5 separate regions of the Mus musculus genome follow, and all the other regions are linked to region 5. A link is a loop called in an ENCODE intact Hi-C map of the cell type or tissue named here. Cell type or tissue: heart. All regions are shown on one strand.

What was found. Peaks named below come from ENCODE experiments on the same cell type or tissue, not always from the same donor. Only the 100,000 strongest peaks of a DNase experiment are listed, where the experiment ranks them.
Region 1: a loop joins it to region 5, with 2.8 times the contacts of the local background. A loop is called at or near these places in 11 of 42 quality-filtered maps.
Region 2: it touches region 5 in a loop (3-fold over the local background); 10 of 42 quality-filtered maps call a loop at or near these places.
Region 3: it touches region 5 in a loop (6-fold over the local background); 12 of 42 quality-filtered maps call a loop at or near these places.
Region 4: a loop joins it to region 5, with 2.2 times the contacts of the local background. A loop is called at or near these places in 7 of 42 quality-filtered maps.

The regions. Positions count from the first base shown.
Region 1 is chr16:38,397,162-38,402,161 of GRCm38, forward strand. Pla1a (phospholipase A1 member A) reads right to left here. Exons shown (of 11, transcript NM_134102.4): 9 at 3,715-3,823; 10 at 178-342. Among named protein-coding and RNA genes, the nearest start is that of Pla1a, 33 kb to the right of the region's middle. In heart, no CTCF peak of the experiment used is centred here; DNase peaks (open chromatin) are centred at 2,500 and 2,990; H3K4me3 peaks cover 1,253 bases; H3K27ac peaks cover 1,328 bases.
Region 2 is chr16:38,389,905-38,394,904 of GRCm38, forward strand. No RefSeq gene overlaps it. Among named protein-coding and RNA genes, the nearest start is that of Popdc2, 30 kb to the left of the region's middle. In heart, no CTCF peak of the experiment used is centred here; DNase peaks (open chromatin) are centred at 2,447 and 4,477.
Region 3 is chr16:38,343,064-38,348,063 of GRCm38, forward strand. It overlaps Cox17 (cytochrome c oxidase assembly protein 17, copper chaperone), which reads left to right and starts at 3,936. Exons shown (of 3, transcript NM_001017429.2): 1 at 3,936-4,144. The coding sequence starts at 4,038. In heart, CTCF peaks have their summits at 2,021 (motif pointing right) and 3,033 (motif pointing left); a DNase peak (open chromatin) is centred at 3,938; H3K4me3 peaks cover 1,304 bases; H3K27ac peaks cover 2,739 bases.
Region 4 is chr16:38,374,420-38,379,419 of GRCm38, forward strand. It overlaps Popdc2 (popeye domain containing 2), which reads left to right. Exons shown (of 4, transcript NM_001081984.2): 4 at 3,236-3,797. Among named protein-coding and RNA genes, the nearest start is that of Popdc2, 15 kb to the left of the region's middle. In heart, a CTCF peak has its summit at 2,164 (motif pointing right); DNase peaks (open chromatin) are centred at 2,222, 2,692 and 3,454; H3K4me3 peaks cover 1,505 bases; H3K27ac peaks cover 1,714 bases.
Region 5 is chr16:38,450,022-38,455,021 of GRCm38, forward strand. It overlaps Adprh (ADP-ribosylarginine hydrolase), which reads right to left and starts at 2,668. Exons shown (of 4, transcript NM_007414.3): 1 at 2,508-2,668; 2 at 108-462. The coding sequence starts at 420. In heart, a CTCF peak has its summit at 2,735; a DNase peak (open chromatin) is centred at 2,670; H3K4me3 peaks cover 2,230 bases; H3K27ac peaks cover 2,101 bases.

The DNA of each region.
Region 1 (5,000 bases), 53 kb before region 5:
CTTCAATTCAGTATGACCCTATAGAAGATTGGGGAGAACTCGGGGTCCCAGTGGATTCCTCACCTAAGACAGTTATCACTTTATTGAGGTTGAATTCCATCAAGCAACACCCCGAAGATCCAGAGCTGTGCTTGGTGGTGTTGCAGGGGTGCTTAGGGGGTGGGTTCTGTGACTCACCTGTCATTGACCGGCAGAGGGGCAGTACAGAAAGTCCCAACAACAGGAGTTCTGTCTTTTCTCCAAACCCGGCTAGAAACTTGGAACTTGAGCTTCACTTGGTTTATCTGGCACTGTGGGTTAGGATGAGCCATGACCCCTCTCCCTTCCAGTTGCTGTTTAGGTCTGAAAGGCAAAGGGAGAGAGGATGAGCCGGCACCGGTCTGTGCTTCACTGGCCTGTGAACTAAGGGGCTTTGCAGGCAAACCTTGTTAGCTGTCAAGTACAGAGGCACGGGCACCTTAAAAAACGAGACGCAGCGTTTTTGAATCCTCACTGGCCCCCTGCGCACAGGCCAACAGTTTTGAATGTGACCCAGAAAATACGTGTTTATTCTTTTTTTTATTATTAATTTTTTTTTAATTTTTTTATTAGGCATTTTCCTCATTTACATTTCCAATGCTATCCCAAAAGTCCCCCATACCCCCCCCCACTCCCCTACCCACTTACTCCCACTTCTTGTCTCTGGCATTCCCCTGTACTGAGGCATATAAAGTTTGCAAGACCAATGGGTCTCTCTTTCCACTGATGGCCTACTAGGCCATCTTCTGATACATATGCAGCTAGAGACAGGAGCTCTGGGGGTACTGGTTAGTTCATATTGTTGTTCCACCTATAGGGTTGCAGATACCTTTAGCTCCTTGGGTACTTTCTCTAGCTTCTCCATTGGGGGCCCTGTGATCCATCCAATAGCTGACTGTGAGCATCCACTTCTGTGTTTGCTAGGCCCCTGCCTAGTCTCACAAGAGACAGCTATATAGGGTCCTTTCAGCAAAATCTTGCTTGTGTATGCAATGGTGTCAGCTTTTGGAGGCTGATTATGGGATGGATCCCTATTCTTTTTCATTATTGGAAAGTCAATAAACATTTTTATTTAAGGGACTTCCCGTGTGAGTCTTTCACCGTACACCAAGATTACTCAAGTTCAAGATTTCTGAAACAGCTCTTTCCCAAAGAAAAATGCTTAATCCAGCTGTGCCGCGAGAGGAACAGGTTGCCTGGGGCCTGGGTAGTGGACTGTGTGTCCTTCAATTCTGATCTCTGAGACAGTGGGGGACTCTGGGAAGGAGGGAGAGGGCAAGGTTCAGATGCCTCTCCACACCACAGCAGGTTGGGTCCTGATTCATCGCCAGCCCCACCCCCTTTTTCTCTCCAGTTTTACAGAGCGGTGGTGTCTTTGTGGTGTATTTTTCTCATCCAGAGGCAGGCATACAGATTGTTGCCTCATTTTGCAGAAAGACTTTGTTCAGGTAAAGAAAAGCTGCCCCTGCTTGGAAACGTTTTATAATATGTCAGAGAAAATTAGGATTCAAGAAACTGCTTTTATCCAAGACCTTACAAATTATAAGGGATATGAAAGTTGCTTTGAGTGAGTGGCTTGGCTTGGGTAAATTGTCCACCTAAAAGGAAAACTTGATACCGGGCGTGGTGGCACGTGCCTTTAATCCCAGCACTTGGGAGGCAGAGGCAGGCGAATTTCTGAGTTCGAGGCCAGCCTGGTCTACAGAGTGAGTTCCAGAACAGCCAGGGCTGCAGAGAAACTCTGTCTCGAAAAAAAGGAAAAAAGGAAAACTTGGGTTTTTACAAAATAATAGAAAGTAGGGGCAAAACATACTTCTCCCTGGCACTTATCCTTCTAATTTCTAATTTTTTAATTAAAAAAAAAAATTAGCCAGTGGCGCACACCTTTAATCCCAGCACTTGGGAGGCAGAGGCAGGCAGATTTCTGGATTCAAGGCCAGCCTGGTCTACAGAGTGAGTTCCAGGACAGCCAGCTATACAGAGAAACTCTGTCTCAAAAAAAAAAAAAAAAGAGAGAGAGAGATGGTTAGAGTTAATGCATTCAGTGTCCTTCTTCAAGAGTCACGTGTCTTCCTTTGGGCATGAAGGCTAACCACCTATGAGAGGCCCACTGAGAGGCTCAGAGAACCTCAGCTTCGGCTTGCTCCAAGTCTCCAGTGACTGGTGGGCGGGAACAGTGGTTTTACCCATACAGAAGGCCTAGTGTGTCAGGGCCAAGGTCTCCATTAGTATCTGTTCATCTACCAACTGACTAGAGAAACAAAGGAAAGCCCTTCCTGTAGCAACACAACTTTAAACAAATAACTATGGAAAGTCCTCAGCATTCTAGTCCACCACAGTCCCCAAGCCACCGCTGTGGGCACCTGCAAATCCATGACCCGGAGGGGCCAGTATCTGCAGACAGAGCACAGTCCAGTGGCAGGATGTAGGGGAGCTCAAGGGGAATGACCTCTTTCGGGAGGGATTTGTTTTCCCTCACAGCACAGTTCAGCAGGGCAGCCTGAGAACACACCCTCCCACCCCCAGGCGATGTGGTCACTCTCCTTTTGAACACGCCCAAAGGCTCAGCAAGCTGCTCTCCAGCCAGAAACCATATTGTCTAATTTGTCCTTCCAAGCCTGATTTATCTCTCCAGCCTTCTCTTGTCCTACATCCCACACCTTGGCTTTGTCTTGCTGGCACACCTCTGTGTTCTTTTTGCCAATTCTTTGATCCCCTTGTCGCATCCTCAGATCCACTTAGGCGCTCTCTCTGCGCCTCAGTGCAGTGGACCGGGAAATGTTCAGAGAGGCGCACACAGCTCTTTCCCCTATTTGCGTTCAGTGTTGTTTTTTTCTTTTTTGTTTTCCCTCCTGCAGACCTTTGTTTGCGACTACTCTGTCAGCAGATTTGGCAAGAGCTGTCTGAAGGAAGCGGGCACTGGCCCGTGAGGGACTCTGGGTTGGGCAGGGCTTGTGAAGGGGCTACACTTCCTGTGGGGGTTCTGACTCCTCCCCAGCAGCCTCTGCGGTAAGCTCTGCCTTCCCTCCCCTTCGCCTCCCATCTCCCGCAGCTTTTCCAGTGCGGTTGTGATTAGTATGCTCTGCCAAGACCCCTTTGGGGTCTCTCCTGCATCAGCTCTATTTTCCTCACTGGTCCCTAACAGAACCAGTGTTTACATATCTGATTAGGTGGTTTAGCTGCTGGCTAGTAATTGCTTTTTAAAGAAACAGACCCACCTTGTCCCTGACTCCCCCAGCCCCACCCCGCTCTCTTGCCCCAAACCTGGTCCCACCAGTTCCCCAGAGCCAAGTCTGCCCCAAAGAAATGGAAATGATCAGCTATGATCCGACAAACTTGAAGCAGCCCCCATCTGGCCCTAACCTTCTTCTATGGACCAGCTCCTAAGGCCCTGGTCACCCCTGTAGGTGGATGGTGGCTGAGGCTCTCCTTCCTAATACAATTCTGCTGGACCCCAGAGCAGTTTCCTACTGAGAACTAATCGCCTCTGGTGCTGCCCAGTAGCCTTGCTTGCTAGCATCTGAATACACTGTGCTTAAGGTGGTACTGATCCCAAACCTACAACTCTTATCTGGGAGTAGATCTGTAGTGGGCACTGTCCCCAGCTTGGTGGGCTAGGCCCAGCAATCACACTGTGTCTGACCTGGAACATACACATACATGAAAGAGAGGCTTAGCCATAGGACACTTACGTACATGGTGATCTTGACCGAGGACGTTACGTTGTTGCTAAGAAACGTGACCTCGATGCTGGTATCCTTTTTTCTCTTCTCCTTCAAATAAAACTCCACAAGGCTGTGGTGCACTAGGAAACCAAAGAACAGCAAAGGCATGGCAGGTAGCACAGGGGTCCAGGGGCCAAGAGTGACCAGGTGGCACAGGGGCCAAGTGTGAAAGCCCCAAAGAGCAGCAGCCTGCCTGGGATTCTCTACCTCCAAGGCACTGGCTTGTTATCTCGGCACAGATTGCTTGTTATCTCAGGTCCTCCGCGTTTTTCAAGTGTAAACAGGACTAATAGTTATCCATTGGCCGGAGCAAGGACAGTGCCCTCGCCTAGGGGATGCTCAGAAAGTGTGAGTTTTTATTATTGCAAGAGTAGTTCTCTCCTCTCTGTTTGGTGACCTTATTGTGAGGGAACATTTATAAAATCACACTTAAAATTTACTTAGTGTGCATGTGCCATGTGGTGCACATGGAGACCAGACAACAACTTGTGGTAATTGGTTCTTCTCTTCCTCCATCTGGGAGTAAACTTGGGTCATCAGATCTGGGAATAGTCATGTTTACCCACCAACCCACCTTGATGGCGGAGATGTACTCTTAAGAATATCAAGGAGGATTCAGCATCTACTGCTATTGTTTGAATGCCTTTGGTCCAGCAAAAGTCACATTTAACCTTTACCCCTGGGGAGATGGTTAAGTGCTTGATGAGAAGGCACAAGGACCTGAACCTGGATCCCCAGCACCTGTGTAAGAAGCTGGGCGTGGCAGCACGTGCCTGAAACTCCACTGCTTGGGGGGGGGGGGGGGGAGAGAGGAGACAGGCCAGACCTCAGATCTTGCTGGTGTGCTAAGCTAGTCAAATAGGATTAGTGAGCGCTCCCATGGTGTTCCTGAGTAGATCAGTACCTTAAAAGTGACAGAAGGGCCTAGCTAGGGACTTTTTGGTCCTTCCGTCTTCGATTGGGTAAAAACCTATGACAGTAACAAGATGCCATCAGAAAGCAAAGAGAACAGCCCTCAGACACCAAATATCGGCACCTTGCCCTTTGGCTTTCTGGTCTCCAGAAGACTGAGAAAATAAAGACTTCTGTTCTTTGTAAATTACCCAGTCATCGCTTCTTGGCCTTTTGGCTAAGATCAAGTGTAGTAAATTACCCAGTCCTACATTTTATTATAACAGCATAAACAGACAAGGACATATACTAAATAAGCAACTCATTTAACAAAAAGCGGTATCCCTTTCCCCTTCTCCATATACA
Region 2 (5,000 bases), 60 kb before region 5:
TTCTTCTGGAGATTTGAAAATGTTAAAATGCAACACTGGGAAGCAGACTTCTCAAGCAGAGCCATAAATGAAGGCCATTCTGGAAACATATGAAGAGACTGCAAGTGCTCCTTTAAGTTAGGCCTGACTTCTTTCCTGAGCCTTTAAGTTGTCTGTCTTTAGTTCCATTTGAGATTTCCCATTTCCAGTGAATTACACTGTGGGTGGGGGATACAAAGAAAGAGGAAGCAAAGTCCCTTTTTTTGAGAACCTAAGTATCACCTATCTTAGAAGCCTGACATACACACCATTGCAAGGCACTGTAGGCACCATCATAAATAGCATGTGGAGGGAGGTTTCCTGAAGGACATGGAACCAGAGGAGGACTCCAAATGACTGGAGGGACCCAAGTGAGGACCGAAGGCTCAGGAGCAGAAGCATCGAGCTGGAATGGACCACAGGGTACTTTAGGGGACGCTCAGTTTGGGGACACTGGGGAATATGGCAGATAACTTTTGAGCAGGCAGAGTGGCGCTCGACTGAGTAGAGCTCTATGTACATAGCCATTTTGGTTTTAGGGACTAGAAGCCAACTGGAAAAGGAACCATGTCACATGGTGGATAGAGCTCAGATTCTGACCTCAACTAGTAGTGGTATGAATCGTGAGGTCACCCTCCATTAGGCGTACCAGATTGGGCAAGTTCTATAACCTTTCTTGTCCTTTAGTGTTTTCACATGTAAGATAAGAATGCTTGGCATTATTGGGAGGTTTATAGAAGATAATCTATATAACGTGATTAGAATCCTACCCATCATATAATATGTGTTCTGGGGGGTTTATTTTCCTTGACAGTGGTATTGATGGGACAAAGTGAGACTTATTATATAAAAGTACAGGACTTAATGTCAAGACTACCACACTGTTTCAAAATAGGACTGGATCAGGGAAACAAAGGTTCTGTTTCTCTCAGGAGATAGGCAATGTATTTCTCTTTCCTTACAGATTAGCCTTCCCTGCTTCTCCATTCTCATGAGGGAAACAGACTGCTTTCATTGCTCAAGTTTGGACATAGCAATTCCTTCTACCCGAGGAGAAGCACTGGGTAGCTCTTTGTTGTTTCAAATATTCAAGAGTAAAATCTCCCTGGTCCAGCGTAAGTCAGGTGTCCACCGCTAGTCTGAGTGAAGCTGGGACTGAGGACAGGAACCCTCATTTCAGAGAAAGGGTCCGTGAAAAAATGTCTTCTGTTCTGAGAGAGAGGAGTTTGGGACATTGGGGTCCTCCCTAGGAATTCAAACTGAGGGTATCTGGAAAACAAATCTCTTCAATTTGAACAAGAAAAGGAGTATATTCTACACTTGAGATTTTTATAGAGATTTAAGGCTAGGGATTTATACTGATCTTCTGAAATTTGTGGTCATACATGAAGATAACTGAAGCACGTGTAACAGAATAACATCTCGTTACAATATCCACAGCATCTCTGAGAACGGCAACCCCGTGACCCTGTCTCTTTTGAGGGAGGGCAGTCAACAAAAAAACAATCTGTGATCTTATGAAAGGCTGGCAGGCCAGAAGCAAAAGCCCAAAAGCAAAGTCACACGCTTGGTTTTTTCTACTGGAAAAAAAAATAATACTGAAGAATGTCCAATCGAGGGAGAAAATAAAAACTAGTGCCATTCACAAACCGGAGAATGGAAAACCAGTCATTTCCAGTTATTTCTTTGAAAGGATCAATAAACTTGATACATCTTTAGTAGGGCTTACCAATAAAAATGTGAGGAGATTTGGTTTCTGAAGTCAAGATAGAGACATTACTACTGGGCTTATCAAAATAAAAATATGTACGGAAATACTATGAATAATTATACATCAGCAAAAATATGTACGGGAATACCATGAATAATTGTACACCAGCAAATTAGATAGCTCAGGTAAAACGGACAGATTTATAGAAATGTACCAATCGCAGAAGCTGACTGAAGAGAAAAAGAAAATCAGAACAGATCTTTAACAAGTGAAGATATTGGGTTAGTGAAAAAAGAAATAAACAAACAAAATAAAACACTACAAAGAAAAGCCAATGCTTATGATAAATTGTCAGAGAAGACTACTCCATGGGGCCGTTTGTTTGTTTGTTTTCTAATAAACAGTGAGGGACTGTACTATCCTAGCGTGCCAGTTGCTGGTGTTACCATAGATAATTGCTTTTTCAAGGATATATTTATAGCCAAGGCACAAACTGTGAGACACTAGAAGCTTTTGGAGCACAACACCTCATAGAAGGACTTCAGAGAGGGCGGTGCGCCCAGCTGACTCTCCACTGCAGCGTAGTCTAGTCTCCAGCCGCTCCCATGGCTTTTCCCCACTCCTCTGGCTTCCTGTTCCCATGTTCGTCCTCACGGTATTGATGGACCAGCCCTGTTTTCCAAAAAGAACTCAGCAACTGAAACGAAGCCTTGTCTGAGATCTCAGTCAGCTGTCCACACACGATTGTCTGAGATTCCCATGTGACTCGCTTGGCCGCCGGACCGGCTGCCTGGACACGTGACCTGCAGTTCTGTTTCCTGCTCCGCTCTTCTCATCGCCTTGAAAATTTTTGTAACTTTTTTTGTTTAAAACAATATTTTTATTTCATCCAGACCCCAAAATGTCTAGTAGGCAGTCTTAGGGGGTTCCACTCTGAGCCTTGGAGGAGAACTTACTTGAGTGTGGGTTTAGAGTGCTTTGTACATAGAGACTAACTACAGTTCTGGTTAATGGCCCGAACTATAAGGCCCGTTGGCCCGGCTCCTTTGGATACCAGCCTTGCGCTCCTTGCTGTGTGAGCAGAGGCATTCACAGTGTGTGCCTCACAGTTGTGCTGAGAGGCTAGACCATAGTAAAACAGCAGAGGAACAGCGAAGAGCTGTGCAGCACCGCTGATTCTGTTGCCTCCCTGTTCCGGGATCAAGTTGCTTTTATCTCCCATCAGGTGTGTTTGCTTGGTGGGGGATCTGACATTCGGGTTGAATTAATCCACAGTCATTTAACGCTCACAGCAGAGTTCTGAGAGTCCAGTGGGTATGGAGGGGTTCCCAGCTCTGCCTTTGCCCCATCAAGCAGCCCCCTTACCCCTCAACCCCACAGACACTCCAGCTGCTTAAAGCCAGGTTTCCCAAAGAGAAAGCTATGTGCCTGGACAGGATGCCCAGACCTACCGCTGTGTGCTACAAAATCACCTAGTGAGAAAGCTTTGCATGTCTTCTTTTCAGTCCACTAATTACATGTGTTGTTAATAAGGGATGTGTGTCACTGTGTGTGTGTCGGTGTGTGTCTCTCTGTACATCTGTGTGAGTGTGCAAGAGTGTGTGTGTCTCCCTCTCTGTACATCTGTGTGAGTGTGCCAGAGTGTGTGTGTGTGTGTGTGTGTGTGTGTGTGTGTGTGTGTGCTTTTTCAAGGATAGATCATCACAGCACACTGTGAAAGCCAGAGGAAGCCTTGAGGAAGCCTGCTCTCTCCTTTCACTGTGTGGGTCCCGGGAATTAAGCTCAGAGCATTAGGCCTGAGATCAAGTGCCTTTGCACACCCAGCCAGGCATCTTGCTAGTCTATGGATGAGTGTGATGGTTTGTTGGAGGAAGTGTGTCACTGTGGGGGTGGGCTTCCAGACCCTCCTCCTAGCAGCCTGAGGACAGTCTGCTCCTGGCTTCCTTTGGATAAAGATGTAGAACTCTCAGCTCCTCCTGCACCATGCCTGCCTAGATGCTGCTGTGCTTCCTGCCTTGATGATAATGGACTGAACCTCTGAACCTGTAAGCCAGCCCCAATGAAATGTTGTCTTCTATAAGTGTTGCCTTGGTCATGGTGTCTCTTCACAGCAATGGAAACCCTAAGACAATAAGTTTTGAAAACTTCTCTCATAAGCGGCTAATATTTGTTTTTAGGTTGAGAAAAAGTGGGCCCTGCAGCTCAGGGGCCAGCAGTTCACAGCATCTGCTCGGAATGTCAAACATGACTATGGTCTCATTGTATTTATTTCTAGGATTAGCCTAGGATAAGAGAAACTAGTTTCCCATTTACGGTAATGATCTAACATTTCTGATGGGACACACGATAACACGGAAGTACATTTCCACATTTCACGATGCGTTAAAACAAGATGACATTAGTGAAGAAACACAGGCCATATCCCAAAGATAATGCAAAGCCTAACTAGAGTAACAGCTTATGATATAATCCCTTTATCACAGAAGCATGCTACGATTTATCCAAACTTGGAAGAAAAGTCGCAAGCATAAGGGAAAACTAAGGAAGAAGGATGGCTAAGCAGTGTCTCCCAGGAGAGTCACTGTTCCCTGAGTCACAACCACAGGAACTTGAGCTCAATGAAGCCCAGGCTAGCTGAGGTCACTCCCAGGGAAACCCACAAGCTGCTGGGTGGTTACAAGAGGGTGTAAGAGAAGAGTGGCTTGAGATTTTAAAAGGGAAGGAAATTGCAAGCCTGCTTGCTGGAGATGACGTGGATTCTTCCCGTGTGACAATGTCCTGCAAGGCTAGGGCAGGCAGAGAATGGGGCTCGTGGGTGAGCGTCCAAATGGACATTGCGTTGACCATCCTGCGGCTTTCATTGCCACAGCTCAGAAGAGCTGGGCCCTGGCTACTGCGTTCTGCATGACCTCATACAAATGATGTAACCATACCCTACGGCTTACATCATTCTCCCTGCCTTTGTTACAGAGTGAACCAAAAGTCAACTCTCTTTAAAGCTCGTTTATGGGGGTATTTTTTAAAGCTAAGTTTAAAAAGTGAACCATCTAGGAGGGAAAGTTATGAGGTGAACCTAGGACCCATCCTTCTGTACCCTGCTCTATGCCCTGGACCTCTACGAACCAAGTTGGTTTTTTTCCTCCTCTGGCTTCTGCTGGGGTAACTCAGTGTTCTGAACAAGAAGAGGGGAGGGAAGTGAAGTAGAATAGCCTGTGTGGCTGCCCTCTTGCCTGTGTCTGTGTCTGTGTCTGTGTCCATGTGGAAGGGGAGA
Region 3 (5,000 bases), 110 kb before region 5:
CACTGTAGCTGTCTTCAGACACCCCAGAAGAAGGCATCAGATCTCATTAGGGATGGTTGTGAGACACCATGTGGTTGCTGGGATTTGTACTCAGGACCTTCGGAAGAGCAATCAGTGCTCTTAACCGCTGAGCCATCTCTCCAGCCCAATTCTAATCATGTTGAGAGAACTCTACACAGGGGCTGATTCCCTTTGTCTTATAAGGGAGGGGCCACTGTCTGTCCTTGACTCTGAGTAGGAAAGAGTGATGGGTGATAGAGACAGTGATAGAGACAGTGTTGCCCTTTAAGCCAAAGGGAGTGAGACATTCTTAGTTCTTGTCCTTAAGAATTTTGTACTATTTGGTCTTTTTCACATTGCCCATGGGAAATGAGATTCTGGAAACTTGTATAATGCCCTGCTGCAAGTGATAAAATGTCCTTTATCTGTAGCCCAGGAGTTTGATAGTTTCAGCCATCACATATGAACTGGCTTGCAAATGTGGTAAAACTCAGACTTTCCAGGCATCCAGAAATCAGAGAACATTGTATGATATGTATTTTCCCAGAGGAAATGGAAAGCTTTTTTTTTTCCTTTTTTTAAATTCAGAGGCAGACATGCAAATACTATGTGCACGCACACACGATAGTACATGTGTGGAGTTGTTAACTGCATACTACCATCTGAGTCCTGAGACTGAAGGCAGGTCATCAGGCTCAGTGACTTGTGTCTTTACCCACTAAGCTGTCTCTCAGGCCCTTCAATTTAACATCTTACCATAGCTCTTCTCTAGGGAATATCTTATTAATGTTTGTCTTGGGATTAAATGGGAAACAATAACTGCGTTATGTTTTGTATTCTTTTTTCTTTTTTAAAAAGATTTATTTATTACTATACATAAGTACACTGTAGCTGTCCTCAGACACACCAGAAGAGGGCGTCAGATCTCATTATGGGTGGTTGTGAGACACCATGTGGTTGCTGGGATTTGAACTCATGACCTTCGGAAGAGCAGTCAGTGCTCTTACCTGCTGAGTCATCTCAACAGCCCATGTTTTGTATTCTTAATGTCCACTTAATATAAAATAAACCATCTCAGTCTACAAGCACGTGGGCAGAGAAAGAAAAGTGAAATTTAATGCTTACTCATTCATCAAGGGTAAAAGGAAAAAGTAACCCGAATGGATAAGTTAATTAGACCATCTTAAAACAAGAGTTAAGCTGGTGAGTACAAATTAGTAAATGTCTCCCACTGGAAAGGAGACCTTTTGTTTGTTTTATAGACAGGACCTTGCTATGAGACCCAGGCTGGCCTTGAACTCTGATTCTTCCTGCTCTGGCCTCCCGAGTGCTGGAATGTGTTCGTTTCATCCTTCCCAGATTGCTCTGTATTTTTTTTTTCCATGGGCAGGCCATTTTACCTCAAAGAAGCAGCTATTGTAGGTCATAGCACTCAAGAGACAGTCTATAGGGTTTATTACAGTCTCAGAAGCATCTAGTTAAAGGAAGCAAGAAGAAGGAGATTTCTTTCCCTGAGAGGACTGTTGTTAATCAGTACCAGTCTCTCTCTCTCTCTCTCTCTCTCTCTCTCTCTCTCTCTCTCTCTCTCTCTCCCTCTCCCTCTCCCTCTCTCTCTCTCTCTCTCTCTCTCTCTCTCTCTCTCACACACACACACACACACACACACGGGATAAGAGACAGTTTATTCTGGGAACAAATATGGATGATTATGGGTCTGGGAACAGTTTCACACTACCCTAAATTCCACATTCCAGTATGGTGATATGACACTCCCATGTAGTTTTATAGTAAAGAAGCAAAATCATAAATCAAGACACTTCCCATACACAGCGGTAAAAACATTAGGTGGACAGGTCACAGGAAGGTAAGAAAATCTCAGCCATAGCCTCAGATGGTGTCTGATGATCTTCTCAGCCTTTTGGTTGGTGGGAACTGGGGGTTGGGGGGAGGGGGTCTGCTCATAGATTCCAAAGGGTTTACCTAATGCTCACAAAGATGTTAGATCACATACAGAAGGGGGCAGTAAAAGACCACTATGTGGGGACTAAAGCTGCTCCAATACTACTTGGCTATAATCCAGCAACCTTCCAGCCTTACTAAGATCTCTAAAATTGTAATCAGTTGATCAGCCTTTCAGGAAGTTCAGAGTGATGTGTGGTTCAAGCCAGGAACTTTCCTTCACAAAGGGAAAAATGAGAGGAAAACTTATCAGTTGCAATAAAGTTCCAATTCTCCTCCTCCTCCTCCTCCTCCTCCTCCTTCTCCTCCTCTGCTCCTTCTTTTTGTGGTCTACAATTTGTATCAAAGTCAGTCCTCACAATCCTTACATTTTCCAGTTCTACTCTTTTTCTTCTTTGTTCATTTACTCTACACAAAAATGCAGTAGCGCCAGTAAATACAGGTGAGTGGTTTGAAAGTGAAAGTTACTTTGCCTTTAGATACATTGCACAGGATAGTGCATGGACCATGGGGAGAGATGGAACCTCATGAGCTATGTAGCTCTGAATGAATCATATGCCCTTCTGAACCTCCGTTTGTTATGAAGATTAAATGCCTCTCACGCTCAACTCTATACAGGGAAGCTGTGATGCTGAAGATTATATTGATCCTAGTTGAATTTAAGAAATGCCAGGAAAAGGCATTTTTAATTCTGTTAATTGGTATAATGACAAATATCTGATTGCACAATTAATAAAACCAGTTTAGGAGCTGAGGGTATGTAACCCAGTTTGTAGACTATTTGCCTAACATGCAGGAAGTCCTTATATACCAGGAAAGGATGGCACACACTTGTAATTCCAACATTTAATAATCAGTTCAGGGTCATCCACAGATCATTCAAGGCCAGCTTAGGCTAGAGACTTTGTCTATAAATATTTATATTAAAATTAAAACCACTTTTTTGGGTGTGTGTGAAGAAATGGCTCACTGGTTAAGAGTATTGGCTGCTCTTCTGGAGATTCTGAGTTCAATTCCCAGCAATTACATGGTGGCTCATGACTATCTGTGATGAGATCTGATGCCCTCTTCTGGTGTGTCTGAAGACAGCTACAGTGTACTCAGATACATACAATAAATAACTACAAACCACTTTTTTCCTGACCTACAGCTAGTTTAAGGAAGCCACTCAATGCTGTACATCTTAGTGAACTTGAATACAATTAGAATGGTTGATTTGAAGCAATGGAGCTCTACTGAGGGGGTTACACTTTCAGTATCAGTTACCATGTCATTTACTTATCCAAAACACACACACACACACACACACACACACACACACACACACAGAGAGAGAGAGAGAGAGAGAGAGAGAGAGAGAGAGAGAGAAACAGAGACAGAGAGACAGAGACAGCCCATCACAGTTGTTGAAAGTAGAAAAAAATCTTATCTTCTTTCATGACTACTGTGTCATGATATATTATCTGAAAATTTAGCATATATGCCGGAGAGAAATAGGAGGTAGGGGGCCTTTGTATCTGTATCTGCAGAATGTCTACAAAGCAGGAAGGAAGAAAGACCATAAAATATCCCAGGGTGGAACCCGGATCTGCTACTGCTTGTCCAGTACCAAAAGGTCAGCCCTGAAAATACGAATACAGTTAGCATTATACTGGACTGAATGGGTCATATAGGAATATATGTATGCATGTATACATATAAGCATGCAATAACAATTAGGGAGGAAAAGGCCATGAATTTGAAGGATAGTGGGGAATGGGTATGTATATGTAAGGATTTGTAGAAAGGAAAGGGAAAGGGAAAATGATGTAATTAAATTACAATCTCAAAAACAAAACAAAAACAAAAACCATTCTGGGTGACCTTTTAACCTTTGCGCCAGCGCTGACGCCACGCCCTTGGAGCGAGGCCTTGTACCACTTCTTTTGCGCACGCGCTTCTTAGACTTACTTCCGTCCGGAGAGGCGGGACTTCCTGTCCCCCTTCGATTGACTGCGGAAGTGGAGACAGACGGCTCAGGGTAGTCGGAGTTTGGGAGCTTTGCGCGTGTGCGCTCATAGTTGCTTTCGCCTGGAAAGATGCCGGGACTGGCGGCCGCTAGCCCTGCCCCGCCCGAGGCTCAGGAGAAGAAGCCACTGAAGCCCTGCTGTGCCTGCCCGGAAACCAAGAAGGCGCGTGATGCGTGGTCAGTGCGTAGCCCGGGAGGGAAGCCCGGGCTTTAGCAGCTCGGCTCCACTCTGCTCTCTGGGACTCTGGAGATGCAGGGACCCATAGTTCCGCTGTCCTCTCTGCTCCCTGATCCCGCACCCCAGTCTCAGTTAGGGGTCAACGGAGAGGGCAAGAGGTTACATTGATCCCAAGGTTCTCGTCCTTCATTCCTTACTACGATTGCATTTTAGTCTTCTTAGGGATAAGACCCAGATAAATAGAAGTGCGTAAAGATGCTTCTTGATTTAAAGGCATTTAAAATATGTGGAGATTTGTTACCAGCCAATACTATACCACCAGCTGTGATAGATTTACTAAGACCTAGGTGTAAATTTTTCAGGTAATCTTTAGTAATTTTTTTTTTTTTTGGTCGAAACGTGTGAATAGTAGAACACAGGATACATTTCTGAAGGGATACCCTTTCCAAGAAGTTAAAAGTCAACCTGTCTGGAGCTGGAGAGATGGCTAAGTGGATAAAAGCCCTGGTTGACCTTCCAGAGGGCCTAGTTTCGATTCCCAGCACCCACACGACTGTTAACAATCTTGTGTAATTCCAACCCCAGAATAATCTGACACCCCCTTCTAGCTATTGCGGGCACTGCACACACATGGTGTGCAGGCAAAACACCTATACACATAAAAACAAATTGTAAAACTTGTCTACAGGACAGAGGTGATATTAATGTTCATCGACTTTATCATCAAGTCACAAAAGGTTTTGTTTGGTCTCCTCCCTTTTATGTAGCCTGGGTTCTGGGGCAGATACTGAAGTCCTCAGTGTGGCTATGCATCTCCATCTTCTCCCATCAAAGCAGAAAAATACTCGGAGAAAC
Region 4 (5,000 bases), 76 kb before region 5:
TTTGAACCCCTCAGAGGACTCACTGCTAGAACCCAACCCTACCTGTGCTCACAGCAAATGCATGCGTGGCATGAAAGATTTCTAAAACCTACTCATGATTAGTTGTGGTTACATTGTGGAGAATGGGCTGATTGACATTTAGAGCAGGCCAATGGGCTCTCGTCTTTTGAGGGTGGGCGTGACTAGATTTTGCTAATAGCTAAGACTGCTGCTGGGGCCAAGGAGATTTTTGCATGTGGCATGCATGTATTTCAAGGGAAGCGAATGCTGGTATGGTTCTACTGATTGTTCCTGGCACACAGAGAGTTCTGGGAAGCAGCTGTTTTTGAGTCTTCACTAGGAAGGACTGTTAAAATCAAAGCGACTGGTGATGGCAGGCAAATAGTCTGGGGCTATCTTGCTTTCCTCCTGCCCAGTGGCAGACAGTGCTGGTCACTCAGATGAGGCTCAGACAGTGCTTTGATTAGAACATTCCTAAGACAGATGTAGGACAGCCTGGGTTTTCCCAGCAGCCCACACGTGTGGGCAAGTAACCCAGGTGGCCTCCCCTTGGGAACAGGATGTCCCTCGTAGGGGTGTGTACCAGGAAGGCTGTGTTTTGGTAGTTCTGAGAAGTTGCTTTCACGGTCTCCTGATTGATCCTTCAGTACTTTGACATTTTCCTCTGGACTCTACCGGACCATAGTGAGGGCTCAGCTTTTTCTGAGGAAAGCCCCACCATCCACAACCTGGGAGGCATTTTTAAGTGACAGGGGTGCACAAACGAAACTGGCACTCTTAGAGAAGCATCCCCCCCCCCCAGATGTGACGAACTAGTCTGGCACAGAAGACCTCCAAGGCGCACAGTGTGAATGAGTGCATGCGAATTTCAGACAAGCCACATTGCTGATGAGAGAATCGAGAGATGAAGGCCATGAAGACCGACCCTGGCTTTAGAGATATGGATGTTATCATTTCCTGTGGAGTAATCCAAGGCTCTGAGGCTCAGGATAGCTTAGTGTACCTTCCTGTGCATTTGTCCTCTGTCTCTCCACACCCCGTTCCTTGCTGACCAGTGTGAGCTATGGGTGCTTCATGCTGTCCAGCCTGCTTCCCCACCTCTTCATTTCACACAGCACTGACTTCTGTTCTTCTTTTGGCTCTTTCCCATTCCTGACTCCTGCTTGTCCCTGTTGTCTTGGTTTGTGGCTCTAAGCATCCCTCTTGCTTACACTTCACCCTCTCCATCCCCACCTGCCCCCTGACTTCTCCCGTCCTGTGGCTTGGATGTCTGGCGATCTGGTTGCTCTCTTTCCCCTTTGCCCCAGTCTCTGGCTTGTCTCTCTCGTCTCTGCCCTAAGCAACCCTGTGTCTCTGTTTTTCTAATTCTGAATCCATTCAAATCAAGGCCTGAAAAAGGCCCAGTTTTAGGGATGCTTCCCAGATGTCAGGAGACAGGCACCATTGAAGGACACTAGAACTTTTGTGGCTGGCTGCACAGTAAAGCAAATCTGGACAGAATATTCGCTGTGACAGCATTAGAAATAACCTTAGCACCTCTGAGGCATCTTTGTCTGGGAGCCTAACTCACTGTGCAAAATGGCAGGATGTCTTGGGGTCCCTGCACAAGCTCCTCCCACCCCAGGAGCTTCATCACATCCTAGAATCCTAACTTCTAGCCTTGATGTCATTATCCCCTATAAGGATGATTCCAAATTATCATGGGATCTCTCCCCAGAACCACTGTTAGCCTCCAGATATCCTTGTGTGTGTCCATCCATGTTTTATTTAAATAGCGGAGAGGAAGGAAAGAACAGGCAGGTTTTACTTTCAAACCACAGAGTGTTCAGAATGAGGTGAACACATAGTTTTAAGTGGTCATATGTTAGGCAGCTTCTGTGTGACTGCCTTCCCTCCCTGGAACCTACCCTCTGCCATCCCACCCTGTGGAAAAAGCTGGCAGGGACTGGGGGGTGAGGGGGGCGGAGAGCAGCACTTCCAAGAACTCAATAACAAACGGAACCCGGTGGAAGTGGTTTCCAGCTTGGTGGCTGGCAGAATCCTATCCCAACTGAGGTGCATCCTGGGAGGAGGCTGAGAGACGGCATCTATTCCTGAGCTTCATTCAGACTCTTCCCTCAGAATGAAAGCTGATTGTTGCGGATTGCTGTTGGTATTTTCTGGTCCAGCAGATGGCTGCCAGTGCAAGCAAGCAAACAGCCACTGGGCAGACTTTCTGCTCTTAGGCGCAGGCGCGCAGGCGCGCAGGCTCGGGGGGGGGGGGGCCGGGGGCCTCAGCAGTGGCTGCTCTGCTGGCGGAGGCCCCCTGTGTGGGTGAGGTCCAGGGCAGCAGTCTTCTCTGCCCAGATCTTTCTTCCAGCTCTGCTCTGCCAGCTTCGTCTTCCCACCCGTCTCTTTGTAGAAATGAAAGTTGGCGTCTTGCAAAGCCTTTCGAATTTCAGTTCAGGGCTTGGGTGGTTTTTCTTCCATCATCCACGTCTTAGTTAGGGTTTCTATAGCTGTGATGAAACACCACGACGGCCAAAGGAACTGCTTTCCCTTCCTTCCCTGGAACCCACTCTCTGCCCTCCCACCCTGAAAAGGAAAGGGTTTTTTCAGCGTACACTTCCACATTGCTGTTCATCATCAGGGAAGTCAGGACAGGAACAAGGCAGGAACCTGGAGGCAGGGGCTGACGCAGAGGCCAAGGAGGGCGCTGCTTACTGGCTTGCTCCTTCCTCATGGCTTGCTCAGCCTCCTCTCTTATAGAACCCAGGACCACCAGCCCAGGGACAGCACCAGCTACAGTGGGCTGAGTCCTCCCGCATTGATCACTAAGACAATGCCCTGCAGGCTTGCCCATAGCTGGCTCATCTGGAGGCATTTTCTTTATTGAGGGTCCCTCCTCACAGATGACTTCAGCCTGTGTCAACTTGACAGAAACTAGGCAGCACAGTCCATGAGCAGTAAGCAGGATGGAGAGTGTTTTCTTTTGAGCACTCAAGAAGAGGCTCTGTCTCTCACCTACAGACCAAGAGAAAATGGGCCTAGATAATAACATCAGAAGTGAGCCCTCCATGACCCTTCCATGTCCTAGAATGAAAGAACTGAAAGGCACAACTGCTTGTGGCTAGGCATTGGGGTGCAGTCAAAACTGGGGTCTAAAGAGGACATAGAAACTGTACAAGGATCCCATGAAATCTGGCAAACCCTCTGGAGCCACGCGCTGACATCCTTCTTCTGTTTCTCTCCACAGCCTCTAGACGTCCTCTCCAGAACTCTTCTCAAGTTATGTCCAGATCCCAGGCCCCTCTGGCTCCAATTCACACTCCTGAGCTCTAAGGATCACAGAGCTGTCGTCTCTGTAGCCAGATGGCACTCCTCCATGTTCCCCGGATGGCCACTTATACTCTCACCCCTCCTCTTAGCCCTCCAGAAAGATGTGTGGCAAGCTGGGGGATGGACATGACGTGAAGAAACTCACCTTCAGGAGCCTTCCTTACAGCAGGAGGGTCCAGAGGCACCTGGCCTGACTCCATCCTTTATGGGTTGCAGGACATTGCCAGGTTTACACGGCCTCTGAGCCTGGACTGTGAGGCTAGGAACTCACGTCACAGGGTTGTTGTGAGGATCCAGTGAGCTGATTGGGTAGAGCACCTATGACAGGACATGGCGTCCTGCAAGCATGCAATAAAACGCTTCACGCCTCTCCCCGTGTTGTTGCTTTAAATTGTCTGAAAGAATCCAATGACTTTTACCCATGCTTATTTTACTCCCAAAATTAATTTTCAATTGAAATAAAAAATTTTAAATCCCAATTGTTCCCTTCAACTTTTAATTTTAAAACACAAGTAACTGTGTCCTGTTTATGAATCTAACATTACGTTTTAGTTCTTAAAAGCATTTTATAAAGTTAGCCAATGAGTTTTCCTTCCTCGAATATTTAAAAATGGCTTACAAGTTGAATATAGTCTGCTCTCTCGCTCTTTTTCTCTGGCTCTTTATTCTTGATTGAGTCAATATGTCCCTACTATAACAGAGGCTGGCCTCGAACTTGCATTCCTTCTGCCTCTCCTTCATGAATGCTAGGATTACAGGTATATGCCACATACCTTGTTGAATATATTTTACTTTGTTTTTCCTCAAAAACTTCAATGTACATTCTGGTTACCTAATGCTGTGTGACCCTACCCCTAATATAGTGGCTTCAAAGACTTGTAATTACTGGTTCTGCTCATGAGGTGGGGACTGGCTGGGGCGGCTAGATGTTGCTCACACAGCTCCATATGGTGCGGCTTTCGGCACTCACAGGCTTGAAGCAGGTTTCACCTCAGAGGCCTCTTCACTCAGCCTGTCTGGGGCCAGACTGAGAAAACTCCCACAGCTGAGGACTAACCAAAGTGGAGGCTTGCTCCGTTTCCAGGGGTTGGCTGTGCTGCCATGTGGCTCTCTAGCCTGTCTGTGAGTACACCATGCTGTCCCCATGCATTCTAACACGGATAAGCATCTGGTTGTTTTCAGGGTTCCCGTGGACATCCATGGACACAGGCTTAGGTATGCATATGTATGTGCATTTCTTCAGCATGTACCTAGGAGTGGTACCATCAAGGCACTGGACACTGAGTGCAAATGTGTAGAACTACAGTGGATTCAGCCAGTTTCCTTAAGTGGCTGTAGTAACTTGCATTCCTTTCAGCAATGTCTGAGAGTCCCTCTCCAGTGGTCGTGATTGGTTTTTCTAACCTTTGCCTTGTGGGTGTGCATAGCATTTTTTCCGTTGTGGTTACACTTTTCATTTTCCTGATGAATACTACGGTTGAATACCTTTTCTTTTCTGCTTTTTTCTTTTTCTATTGCTGCCCCTCCTCACAGCTGGGGTTAAGTGCTGGGGCACCTGGCTTGTTCCACCGATACTGGAACTTGAACTCCACTCTTCCCGGCTGCATAACAGCTGCTCTTAATCATTGAGCCATCTCTCCAGCCCCCGCCCTCTATCTCTGTCTGAGTGTTTCCTTTTATGA
Region 5 (5,000 bases):
TCCTCCTACGAGTGACTAATAGACATATTACTCTCCATCTACAGTCTTAGCGTCCCCCTTGGGCCCGCTTCTCCATCCTCGGGAACCTCCCAGAGACTGGCACTCACCTGGTGCCCGGCCATCCATGTCTCCCATGCAGTCCCGGTAATGTTTGGCTAGTAGGGAATACAGCCGAGGCAAATCCGGGGACTGGCCGGCTTCCATGAGGGCCTCCGCTGTGGCCAGGTGCATGACGGTATCATCACTGACTCTCCATCGTGCCACATCTATGGCTTCCAAGTCACCCATCTGGGCCAACTGCTGGTGTATCGTCTCCCCATCCCGAATGAACTCCCACTTCCCGTTGAAGTAGCCCAAGGTATCTCCAGCCGCGCTCAGCACCATGGCAGCCACATACCTCTCAATCAGCCCCCCACCCATGCTGAGCTTGGCACAGGCGGGCTTATGGGGCAACGGAGACTCCTGGAGAAGAGCAGAGGAAGATGAATCGGAAAACAAACATCTACACTCTCCCCACAGGCCCTGCCTTAAGCCTAACCCATTCGATCGTCTTCTATGAGGGATTTGCTGCTCGAGGGTCTTAAGCAAGAGTAAGTCAGTCATCGTGGAGAGAATGCAGCTCTGTAAATATTAAGAGAACTGAATCAGGCCACAGAGCTAGCGGGGAGGGCTGGGACTCTATCACAGCCCAAAGCTCGACTCCAAAGCTTGTCTCCAGCTGTGTCGTGGTCTCTCGAGGAGTGGCCAGCCCATTAAAACCCACAGGTCAAGCCAGGCCTGCCATCTTCTCCATCACCTGATATTCGCTTTGGAAGATCTCTCTCTCTTTTGTGCGGAGAGTGACACTACAGCTAACTGTTTACAGATGAGGAAATGGAAGCTAAGTTTACATAATCAATAGGTACAGACCATGGAATCCGACCTAGTTCCCTGCCGCCAGAATGCTTCATATTACATGGTCTGGGCCCTGGCCTTAACTTTGGGCTCAGGTAAAGTGATAATGGAAAAACCCAGATGTGTAATGAGGGATGAATGAATGAATGAATGAATTTCCATAAAGTACATAGTGAGCACAACTTTGTGATTATTTTTATTATCCATCTACAACCAATTCTATAAGCAATTTTCCCTTTACCAGCAATATTTAAAAATTTTTAAATGATTTAGTTTTATTTACATATTCTAGTTTATATTCAGTTTTATTTACATACTCTAGTTTTTTGGCTTCACTGGTATCTGTGTGAGGGTGTTGGGCCCCCTGGAACTGGCTCTGTGAGCTGCCATGTGGGTGCTGGGAATTGAACCTGAGCCCCTCTGGAAGAACAGCCAGTGCTCTCAAACTGCTGAGCCATGTCTCCAGCCCCTTGTCTGTCTTCTATATGGTAAAAGTTCTATAGTGCCGGGCTGCAAATGCTATTCCCACCACAAATGAAATCCTTGCTAAAGCCCTGGCTTCCCGGTGTACACATTTTCTACTCTACTCAGGCCAGGGCTCCATGACACCCATTCCGTGTGGTGATTCAGTGTTCCACTGTCTGCCCCCTCCACGCACCCAGCCTCCCCATGAACAGGGGCAAACACTCTTAGGGGCAAAAAGACCTAGCTCACCCCTGCCCTCAGCCCAAGCTCTTCCCATCCACCTGTCTTTCTTCCTCTAACCGCCATTTTAGGTTTAGTTCAAGCCCAGGTACCTCCACCATCCATCTAGTCACACTGCTCAGGTCTAGGGCACAGGCCAGCAGAGACCTGGAGAAGCAGTTAAGGGTAAAGATCTGGCTTTTCCATGCTTGATCCTGATTACATGTGTGTGTGTGTGTGTGTGTGTGTGTGTGTGTGTGTTGTGTGTGTGTGGTGTTGTGTGTGTGTGTTTTATGTATAAATAACGGCTAGGAACTAGAGTTCTGTAGTCTCTTGTGTTAGCTCTGTGACCACTAACAATCCTCTCACGCTGGAGTTTCCCATCTGTTTCCCATCTGTGGGGGAGGAAGGCCTCGTTCTCCGAGGTCCTGTTTTGGCCCAGGTTTTCGAAGCCCTAGCTTTGTTAACCTCTGAGAACTAAGGACTAACGCCCCCACCTTCTCCTCCCAATGCTCCAGGTTCCCTTTTTGAGCTCTCCATGGAAGAGTGTGGGAACCTACGGAGGAAGTAGCCAGTATCTTTTCTCTTTGAAATTCCTTTTCACCTTGGCACATGCATCCATCCTGGCCCAGACCCACCCTTCAGAAGTCATTATTCCTTAACCCACTCTAAACGGGCACAGGTGACAAAGCCATCAAACTATACAATCAAAGCCGAAGTACACTTCGGGATTTCCCATTGGTTTCCTGGCCTGGGTAGAAAGAGGAATAGGGAGAGGGGATGAGGGGAGGGGAGGCCGCGATGCACTCAGGAAAGTCTTGGTGGCCACTTTGAGGACACTGGCCTAGCACCAGTCTGGAGGTGAGAGCGGGACCGAGCGGGTACTAAGGTCAGTAAGAGGAGAGTGGCTCGGGGACTCCTGGCTGTACCTGCTGAGGCGGAGCTGAGAGCGTGGGGCGGGATCGGGGTGGTCCAGAGCCGAGGGCAGGATTGCCCGAGCTGGAGGCGGGGTACCGGGCGCAGGAGTCCTGCTGTGGGCACCCAAGCCAAAAGCCGAACAGGGGCGGAGCCGCGGGCCGGGCGGGTCGCTGGCGCACAGCGGCTTCCGGCGGAGCTGCGTCCTCCCGCGTCCTCCGCACTGGACGGAAGGAGGAAGGGGCGGTGCTGGGGGCGCCCAAGCCTTGCGCATCAGCTCGGGAACCGCTCCGCGCTGCGTGTGGGCCGAGTGGAGTGGTGTCCGGCCAGCCTCGTGCTCGCCCTGCCAGGGTTCTGCCCTGCCAGGGTTCTGCCCCGCGGACCGTTGGACTCCCAGAGCCTGGTACCCACCGCCCAGAGCGGCTTGGGCTCACCGATTCTAACCCTAGTCCGTTCAGCCGTGGTTCTGCGTGCTCTCCACAGAAGGGTTTCAAACGGGAGCTTAGAGGGGAACTCTTAAGGTTCTTTCCCCTAAATTATGACTCTGGATTTGTTAAAACCCTAAGGTGGCAATGGCGGCGTTGAGCCCAGATGTCAGGTTCCGAGAATAAACGTGTGCCAGTGAACACTCCCCCGTACCCTCGACCCAGCTCGGTACAGCCTCGTCTCCGGAAAGGCACAAATCGGGCCTTGTGCTTAAATGGAGTATCTGCTTCTATACAGTGACCCTGACGCACATCAAAGATCCTGCTTTGACTCCTTAGACTTAAGATCAGAACATGTCTGCTCAAAAATTTCAGACCTACTCCCAAGAACTCACATCCCCTCTTCTATGTCTTCAAAACAGAAAAAAAGGAAAGACTTATCTGGGAAGGAAACTTGAACTGAACATTTAACATCTATTAATTTTGGCGTTGGTGACTCTATTCTTGTGTAAATAAATCTATTAATCACAATAATAAAGGAGGTGTTCACGTGGAGTTTAGGGACTTTTATTAAGCAAAAATAAATTGATAAGTCATAGGAAAGTTAATATATTTAATAAATGTGTGTGTGTTGCTTGGAAGGGTAAGCATCAAATTGCAAATAATTAGAAGAGGAACAAGAAGCTTTCCGAGTAAAGAGAGGAATGAAGGAAAATTAAATTTTGATTTATTTTTTGAGACTAGGCTGGTCTCAAACTCGTGATCCTCCTGCCTCTACCTTTAGAATGCTAGAATTTCAGTCTTACAACACCACACCTAGTTTATATCTTTTAGAATATTTTTTCTATATTATATCTAAAGATATTTTAGAGAAAAATAGAAACTAGATGTTACCCCTGATACATATATCAGTCTTTATGGTATGCATATGATTTTAAAACAATGGGGTCATTTTTTAAATAGAATTTTATATCCTTTCTTAAAAACTGGCTTTATCAACTACTAATGTGACTCCAAATGTCCACAAACATTAACACTTCCACAATAAGCCAACTTCTAGTTTGATACAATAAAAAGGGTGAGGCCCTGGGGTCCAGCTGCTCTCTCACCAGATCGCGGTTAAAACTGTTTTAAAAGAGAAAAGATTCACTGAGGATCAGAAAACAGAACAGTCCAAGACAGCTTTGACACTGCATAGACCCAAATGTGTTGAGTGCGGATGACACTGTAACACTATGAGTGTTCTGACTGATAAAGCTTAGGGACCGTGCACTAGCACCCCTGCACACTGACAGGAAGTAGTTCATATGCAGGGTGGGTTGGACTCTCTAACAGAGACTAACAGTGGAACAGCAGCAAGGGCCAAAGGAGAACAGAGCACAGGATAGACCAGAAAACTCCTCAGAATAATAAACGCAGAGAGTGCGGAAACTGGAAAGCCAGGGACGGAGACGTGGAAAGCCAAAAGCAGCTGCTATGTGGTCCATTCAGGAAGACTAAGATGATATCTGAGCAGCTAACTGTATGTCCTCTTGGCTGGACCACAGCACCCAGATTGTTCAAATCTTCCTCCAGATGGGAAGGTATTTTACAGCCGAGATTAGCTTTTATATCAATAAACATGAGGTACAGTGGATTATCCTCCATAATGTGGGCAGGCCTCATTGAATCACTTAAAGATCTTAAGAGAGAGGACTCCCCTCCCCCTGGAAAAAGAGAATTCTGCTAACTGACAGCCTTAGAGGTACAGAAGGAGACTCTACCTCGACACAATGGCAAAAGTAGAATGCACATGTCCTTAAAAATAGTTTACGTCATCAGACGGCACCTCCATGGGAGTATTTGTTCAACTCATCCCATTCTAGTGAGGAAACACAGACCAGTTAAGAGAGTTCCTTGGAGTTTGTGTGATCTGGTTATGCAAAAAGAATCAGGCCTGGGGCCCATAATTAGCCTTCCCATTCCCATACTGCCGCTTAGAAAAAAAAAATCACAAAATGACTTGCAGCTAAACACTGGTTATGTTAAAGGCACATAGCCTGATTTTTATATTCTATGTTCCTCCCCTTCCCCAGTAGTCTT